Linked DNA regions of Homo sapiens: region 1 is linked to region 2. A link is a contact called in ENCODE Hi-C or POLR2A ChIA-PET data. All regions are on one chromosome and are shown on one strand. The core of a region is the stretch at or near the end of the contact, and the rest is flanking DNA. Distances in the headings are between cores, read along the strand shown.

Region 1 (3,065 bases), core at 527-3,026, 350 kb before region 2:
ATGGTGTCCTTCTTGTTGAACCAAACTCTCAGGCTACTGTTTCCTCACTCCTCGTCAGAGACAAATGTGTTCTGAGTGACTGGAGTCATAGCTCAGAGCACCAGGAGCTGGTTTAGGGTGGGGCGAGGGGCCGTGGCCTTGGGGCTCTCGTTTCTAAAGGCCCAGGGCTCAGGGCTGGGGGGAGGGGTGAGGAGTGGCAGGTCGTGTCCCCGGGAGGCTGCAGTCACTGGGGGAGAGACAATGGGGCTCAGCATCTGCTCCTCCCTGGGAGAAGGGACCCTTCAGTGAAAAGCCAGGGAGAGCAGGGAAGTGTGGGAGGAATTGATGAGGAGAAGGGGTGGAGCCAAGGAGATGCAGCCGGGAGGAAGGAAGGGAAGGGAAGGAAGGGAAGAGGGAGGGGAGAGGATCCAGGCTTTCCTTCCTCCCGGTGACCTGGTCCTGAGCCGCAGCTTCCCTTGCATTGTTCCCTGAGTTTGCTCTCGGGGCCCACCGAGACCTCACGTTTCTCCCCCTGGCTGCAGCCCCAGTCCGAGGGCCCGGCATCCAGCAGGTGCTCAATACTTACTTGGGAAAATGACAAATGTGACCAACTTTGCTTTGGGAACTTTCCCCCGTCTTCTCCCCACTCCTCCGGAGAACCCGAGGACAGAGCAGGTCTTGGGAGCACGCCCGGGCGCCCCATGAATAATTGACCCTTCCTGGCGGCACTGCCCGGCTCTGTCCGAGGGCTCCGGACCCGCCCTGCGTTGCAGTCGAGAAACGGCTCGGAGTGGCGGGTGTTCTGGAGGTTGGAGGCCTGGTGTCCGGCCTGCGCCGGAGCTGGAGGGCGGCGAGGCTGTGCCAAACCCCGCGGCCCCTCAGGGAGCCGAGAGGGACCTGACGGCCGCGCTGCCAGCGACCACGCCTCGGCGCCCCCCAGCAGTGCGCCCCGGGGCCGAGGCCCAGGCCCTGGGCTCGGGGACCCCGCCAGCCCGCCGATCCCAGCAGCTGCCCTGAGCCCCTTCTCCACCCGGGCCCTGGCGCTCGGAGCCCGCGCCGCTCCCTCGAGTCAGGCCGTCCAGGGCTCTGCTAACAGCTGTTTAAAGGCTTTTGCTGTTCAGTGCTCTGCGGGGATGTTTGTTCCAGGCCCATCTGCCTACTTTAAAAATACATAAGTGAAGCACACACACCCAGCTTGCCACCTCTGGCTGGGGAGGGGCGGGCTCGGCGGCCCTCGCTCGCACTTGGGAAGGAACCGGCACCCAGGAGCCGCACCCGTGCCCCAACACCCGCACCGGCTCTCCTCTCCAGAGGACGCCCCTGGCTTCCCTTGGGGGGGGCGGGGCGCAGGGCCCCCGGGCCCCCTTTGTACCGGACAGGGCCGGGCCCCCCATTTCCAAGCGAGGTCTGCCTCTTCCCCGCTTCAGTTAATCTTTGTTCCCCTTTTCTGCTGAGAGGAGAAAAAAAAAAGAGAGAGAGAGAAAGAAAGAAAAGAAGGAAAAAAGGCGTGACTTGATTTTCAAACGAAACTCCCACAGCAAACAAAACCCTTTTAGAGAAATAAGAAAGGAGGAAGAAGGAAGAAAAGAGGGAAGAAAAAAACAGGAGAAAGAAAACCCTTCAGGCTTTCAATTCGAGTGGGAGAGTTGAACCGAAAGAAAGAGAAAGAAAGGAAGAAAAATCCTCTGCGGTAGAAAGAGAAAAGAAAACTTGGGCTGACAAGAGGGAGGTGTTGGGGGTGGAAGGAAGTGAGAAAACAAAAGAGAGATAAAAGGGCTGCTTTTCTGTCTCTCTCTTCCTCTGCGAGCTGGCTTAGGAGGAGCTGTTTTGCATCCCTTCACGTCAGCCCTGCCTCATTCCCTTCTTCCAGGGAGGGAGAGAGCGCGAGCGAGAGAGCGAGCGAGAGGAGGGGGGAGAGAGAGAAAGAGAGGAGCCGGAGGGAGGGCGGCAGGAGCAGGCGGCGGGCGCGCGTGGAGGCGGGCGGCGGGCGCACAGCAGCAGCCCGGGCGGTGGGCAGCCAGGAGCCCCCGGCCCGGCCCGGCCCGGCCCGCCGAGGGCCCCAGCGCAGGAGCCGCGCCCGGACCCAGGGTGAGTGTCCCGCGCGGCCCCCCGCCCCAGCCCCAGCCCCAGCCCCGCAGCCCCGCGCTGCCGGCCGGCGGGGGCGCGGGGGGCGCGGGGGTGGGTCGCTGCGGCCGCGGCCGACCCGCCCCCCGCCTCTCCCTGGGGACGGCCGCGCGCAGGCCCGCGCCGCGCTGCAAACATGTCGTCTTTTCCTTTCACTTCCACATTCCCTCATGCCGGAGAGCTGGAGGGAGAGAGGGAGAGCCGGGGAAAGAGGGAGAGATGGCGTCTGGGGTGGGGGGGAGGGAGAGGAGGGGGAGGGGGAAGGGAGAGGGAGGGAGCGAGCGAAAGAGGGCGAGAGGGAGGAGAGCGCGCGAATGAGAGAGAGAGAGAGAGAGAGAGAGAGAGAGGCAAAAATGAAAGGAAAGCGTCGCGGCGGCGGCGGCGGCGGCGCGGGAGGCCCGGGAGGCGACGGTGGCGGAGGCTCTCGGGCCCGCACGTGGGTGTCCCGGTGCTGGGTGCGCTCCCCCCACACCCGGCCCGGGACTCAAAGTTTCACCCCCTCGCCGCCCCGCCCCTACGGCTGCCCACAAACTTTATTCTCGGAGCGGGTGGGGTTGTTGCGCGTCCCAGCCGGCCGGGGGTGGGGGAGAGCTGAGCGCGCCGCTGGCGGGGCTGGGGGCGTCCCCGAGGGCCACTGGCCGCCGCACGCTGGGCGCCGCGGGATCTCCGCCGGGACAGCGTCGGGGCGCCGCGGGCCGGGGACCCAGGACCGGCGCTCGCTGTCTGGGGGCGTGGGGGTGGGGGTGGCGGGCGGGGTCCCTACGGCCCGTCTTGAGCCTCCCGCGGCTCAGCCCCCCTTCCTCCTCGTCGCCCTCTCTCCGTCTTCTCGCGGTCATTTTCCTAATTGGATGGAGCTGTGGGGCGTGAGCACCAGCGTCAGATCGGGGCCCTCAGGCTACCAGGTGGGCGCGCGGGCTCGGGGACCGACGGGGCAGCCCCAGCCTCCCCACCCTAGGCGCACA
Region 2 (3,014 bases), core at 400-2,899:
GTAATGGTTATGTATGATTCCCGAGTAATCACAGTTCCCAGAACGATCTTTTTTTTTTTTCTTTCTTTTTTTCTTTTTTGAGACGGAGTCTTGCTCTGTCGCTCAGGATGGAGTCCAGTGGCGCGATCTCGGCTCACTGCAAGCTCCACCTCCCGGGTTCACATCATTCTCCTGCCTCAGCCTCCCGAGTAGCTGGGACTACAGGCGCCCGCCACCACGCCCGGCTAATTTTTTCTATATTTAGTAGAGACGGGGTTTCACCATGTTAGCCAGGATGGTCTCGATCTCCTGACCTCGTGATCCTCCCGCCTCGGCCTCCCAAAGTGCTGGGATTACAGGCGTGAGCCACCACGCCCTGCCCCCAGAACGATCTTGAGAACAGAATGTTCCCAATAAATATCCACTGGAAAATGCACCTTATTTTTGTTGAAGGAATGGTGGAATTAGCATCAAAGGGATCTTCAACATTAACTCGGGCCGGGCACGGTGGCTCACGCCTGTAATCCCAGCACTTTAGGAAGCCGAGGCGGGCGGATCACGAGGTCAGGAGATGGAGATCATCCTGGCTAACATGGTGAAACCCCGTCTCTACTAAAAATACAAAAAATTAGCCGGGTGTGGTGGCGGGCGCCTGTAGTCCCAGCTACTCGGGAGGCTAAGGCAGGAGAATGGTGTGAACCTGGGAGGCAGAACTCGCAGTGAGCCGAGATCGTGCCACTGCACTCTAGCCTGGGCGACAGAGCGAGACTCCGTCTAAAAAAAAAAAAAAAAAAAAACTCTATGGCTGGTAATTCTAAGCGTTTTATAATACATCACAAAATGTTCTTTTATTTTTCTAAATTGCACTGAATCAACAAACGGAGTAGACAGGCACATTTTCTTCACTTTAAGGAAAGACTTTGTTGTTTTTTAGCTAGGGGCCGACCCAAAGTGATCACTGGCTCTCACATGAGACCCAGGAGCCTCCCCAGTTTGAAGCCCGATATCACATTTCCCAGAATACTTGATGCCCTCGCCCGCCTCCTCTGGCTATCAACCAGACGGAAAGGGGATGTGCCTGGGAGTTTGATGCCAAGGGAAGGATGCGGAATGTCTGTTTTCTACTAAGGGCTTCTGCTGGGCCTTTCCAATGTCCAGTTTGAGTTGGTCTGGGACCTGGCCTCCGCAAACACCCTGCAGGCTCCGGCCGCCGGGGATGAGGTGGAAGACTGGGCAGAAGAGAGGCCGCAAAGGCCCGAGGGCTGAGCTGCTCTGCGCTGGGGAGGGGCGAAGTGCCAGAGCGCGGGAGACCTCATGGTGGGCACCAGGCTGCTCCGCGGTAGGTGGGTGAGGCCAGGAGATTCACATCTGCAGATGCCACAGTGAGGATACAGCATTTAGATCCCTCGGCTCCAAACAGGCGGTTCCGGGGGACCGGTAGCTGGGGAATTGGGTTTAGCACTTTCCAACGCTTGGAACTGGACATCCACGGCTCCGAGTCCTTTGAGGTCTTGCTCGGGACTACGTTTCCCAGAAGGCTAGGCGATAATTGACAGCTCTATCAGCCTATGGACAGAGAAAAATTCTAGCCATGGAAACTGAAAAGCCAATAGCAAGAGGATGGGGGCGGTACTTTCCGGCCGCTGGCTGTCGAAGCCGGAGTCCCACCTGTGTCCCCACAGCCCTGTCACGAATCCCGGTCGGGTTCTGGGAGGCACAGCCTCGGGGTTGCGGGCCGGGTGCGGCTCGGCGGTGGAGGACTCACTTCCTGCTCCATCCCCGGCTGGGCCCTGGGGCGGTGAGTGATTCAAGGAGGGAGACCGCGGCGGCAGCGGCGCGCTGCTGAGGGGCGTGGAGGGGGCTTGCCCGCCACCCAGACGTTTTCTCAGCGGGGTTCCCGCGCTGGCCTTTGGGAGCCCCCGGGTCTTGCTGGGCTGTGGGAGAGGTAGCTGTGGTCTCTATACCGTCGGCGGGATAAGTCATTCTCTTAATCAGTTTTCTTGCTTCTCGATGGTGGTCCCAGGGTTTCAGCTGATCTGTGACCCTCTGACCGCCGCACCCCGGTTAGGGCGCGAGCACCGAGAAGAAGAACGGGGTTCGGCCCCACGCGTGCAGTCATGTTCCTATTAATAAACCCGGTGAACGCACTGGAGCTTCTCACAGTGGCACTTAGTCACAGCCCCTCAGCGCTGTGGGGCCTTTGAGGTCACCTGTGCATGGGGAAAGGGACGGGCTGGGAAACAGGGTTTCTATAACCGTGGCTAAGACGTCTCCCCTCCTCAGTGGCGCTGTCTCCAGCAAGTGGGCCCTGCAGCTGTGTTTTGTAATGAATGTAGAAATAAAAATTATACTCAAAACTCTTTTTTTTTTTTAGACGGAATTTCGCTCTTGTTGCCCAGGCTGGAATGCAATGGCGCTATCTCCTTTCACTGCAGTCTCCACCTCCCGGGTTCAGGCGATTCTCCTGCCTCAGCCTCCCAAGTAGTTGGGATTACAGGCGTGTGCCACCACACCCGGCTAATTTTGTATTCTTAGTAGAGACAGGGTTTCACCATGTTGGCCAGGCTGATCTCGAACTCCTGACCCCAGGTGATCCGCCCGTCTCGTCTTCCCAAAGTGCTGGGATTACAGTCATGAGCCACAGCACCTGGCCAATACTGAAAACTCTTATTACAATTTTTACTTTCTAATTACATTATTGTTGTTTGTTAAAGTTTTAAACCAGAGAGATGGTTTTTAGATCCTTAAAAACTCAATACTTTATAAATGACCAATAATAATGTCTGTAAATACAAAAATATTTCCCCCAAAAGTGTGTGTGTGTGTGTGTGTGTGTGTGTGTGTGTGTGTGTGTTCCAGTAGTAAATAGGTGATTTGTAGTGGGACAAAAGATGTGAAAGAGTAAAACTTCTTCACCACAGTCTGGTCCTTCCTCCCTTGAAATGCAATATTCTTTGTAGTGGGTGGTCATGCTGGCTGCATTTTTTTTTTTTTTAAGGGAGAGACAGGGGCTCACTCTGTTGCTAGGCTGGGGT

Evidence for each region. A loop is a pair of places that touch in the nucleus more often than their neighbours do. ChIA-PET counts read pairs that join two places held with the same protein, here RNA polymerase II (POLR2A). Pooled maps may share reads with other maps.
Region 1: a pooled map shows a loop between it and region 2 (13-fold over the local background). The contact joins the promoter of ZNF710 here to the promoter of ZNF774 in region 2. A Hi-C loop is called at or near these places in 3 of 50 pooled maps. POLR2A ChIA-PET finds 5 or more read pairs at or near these places in 2 of 52 experiments (OCI-LY7 and activated T-cell).

Annotation. Positions count from the first base shown.
Region 1 is chr15:89,999,548-90,002,612 of GRCh38, forward strand. ZNF710 (zinc finger protein 710) reads left to right here and starts at 1,777. Exons shown (of 5, transcript NM_198526.4): 1 at 1,777-2,067. RefSeq lists silencers at 1,229-1,398, 1,807-1,975, 2,391-2,890 and an enhancer at 2,590-3,065.
Region 2 is chr15:90,350,635-90,353,648 of GRCh38, forward strand. It overlaps ZNF774 (zinc finger protein 774), which reads left to right and starts at 1,650. Exons shown (of 4, transcript NM_001004309.3): 1 at 1,650-1,777.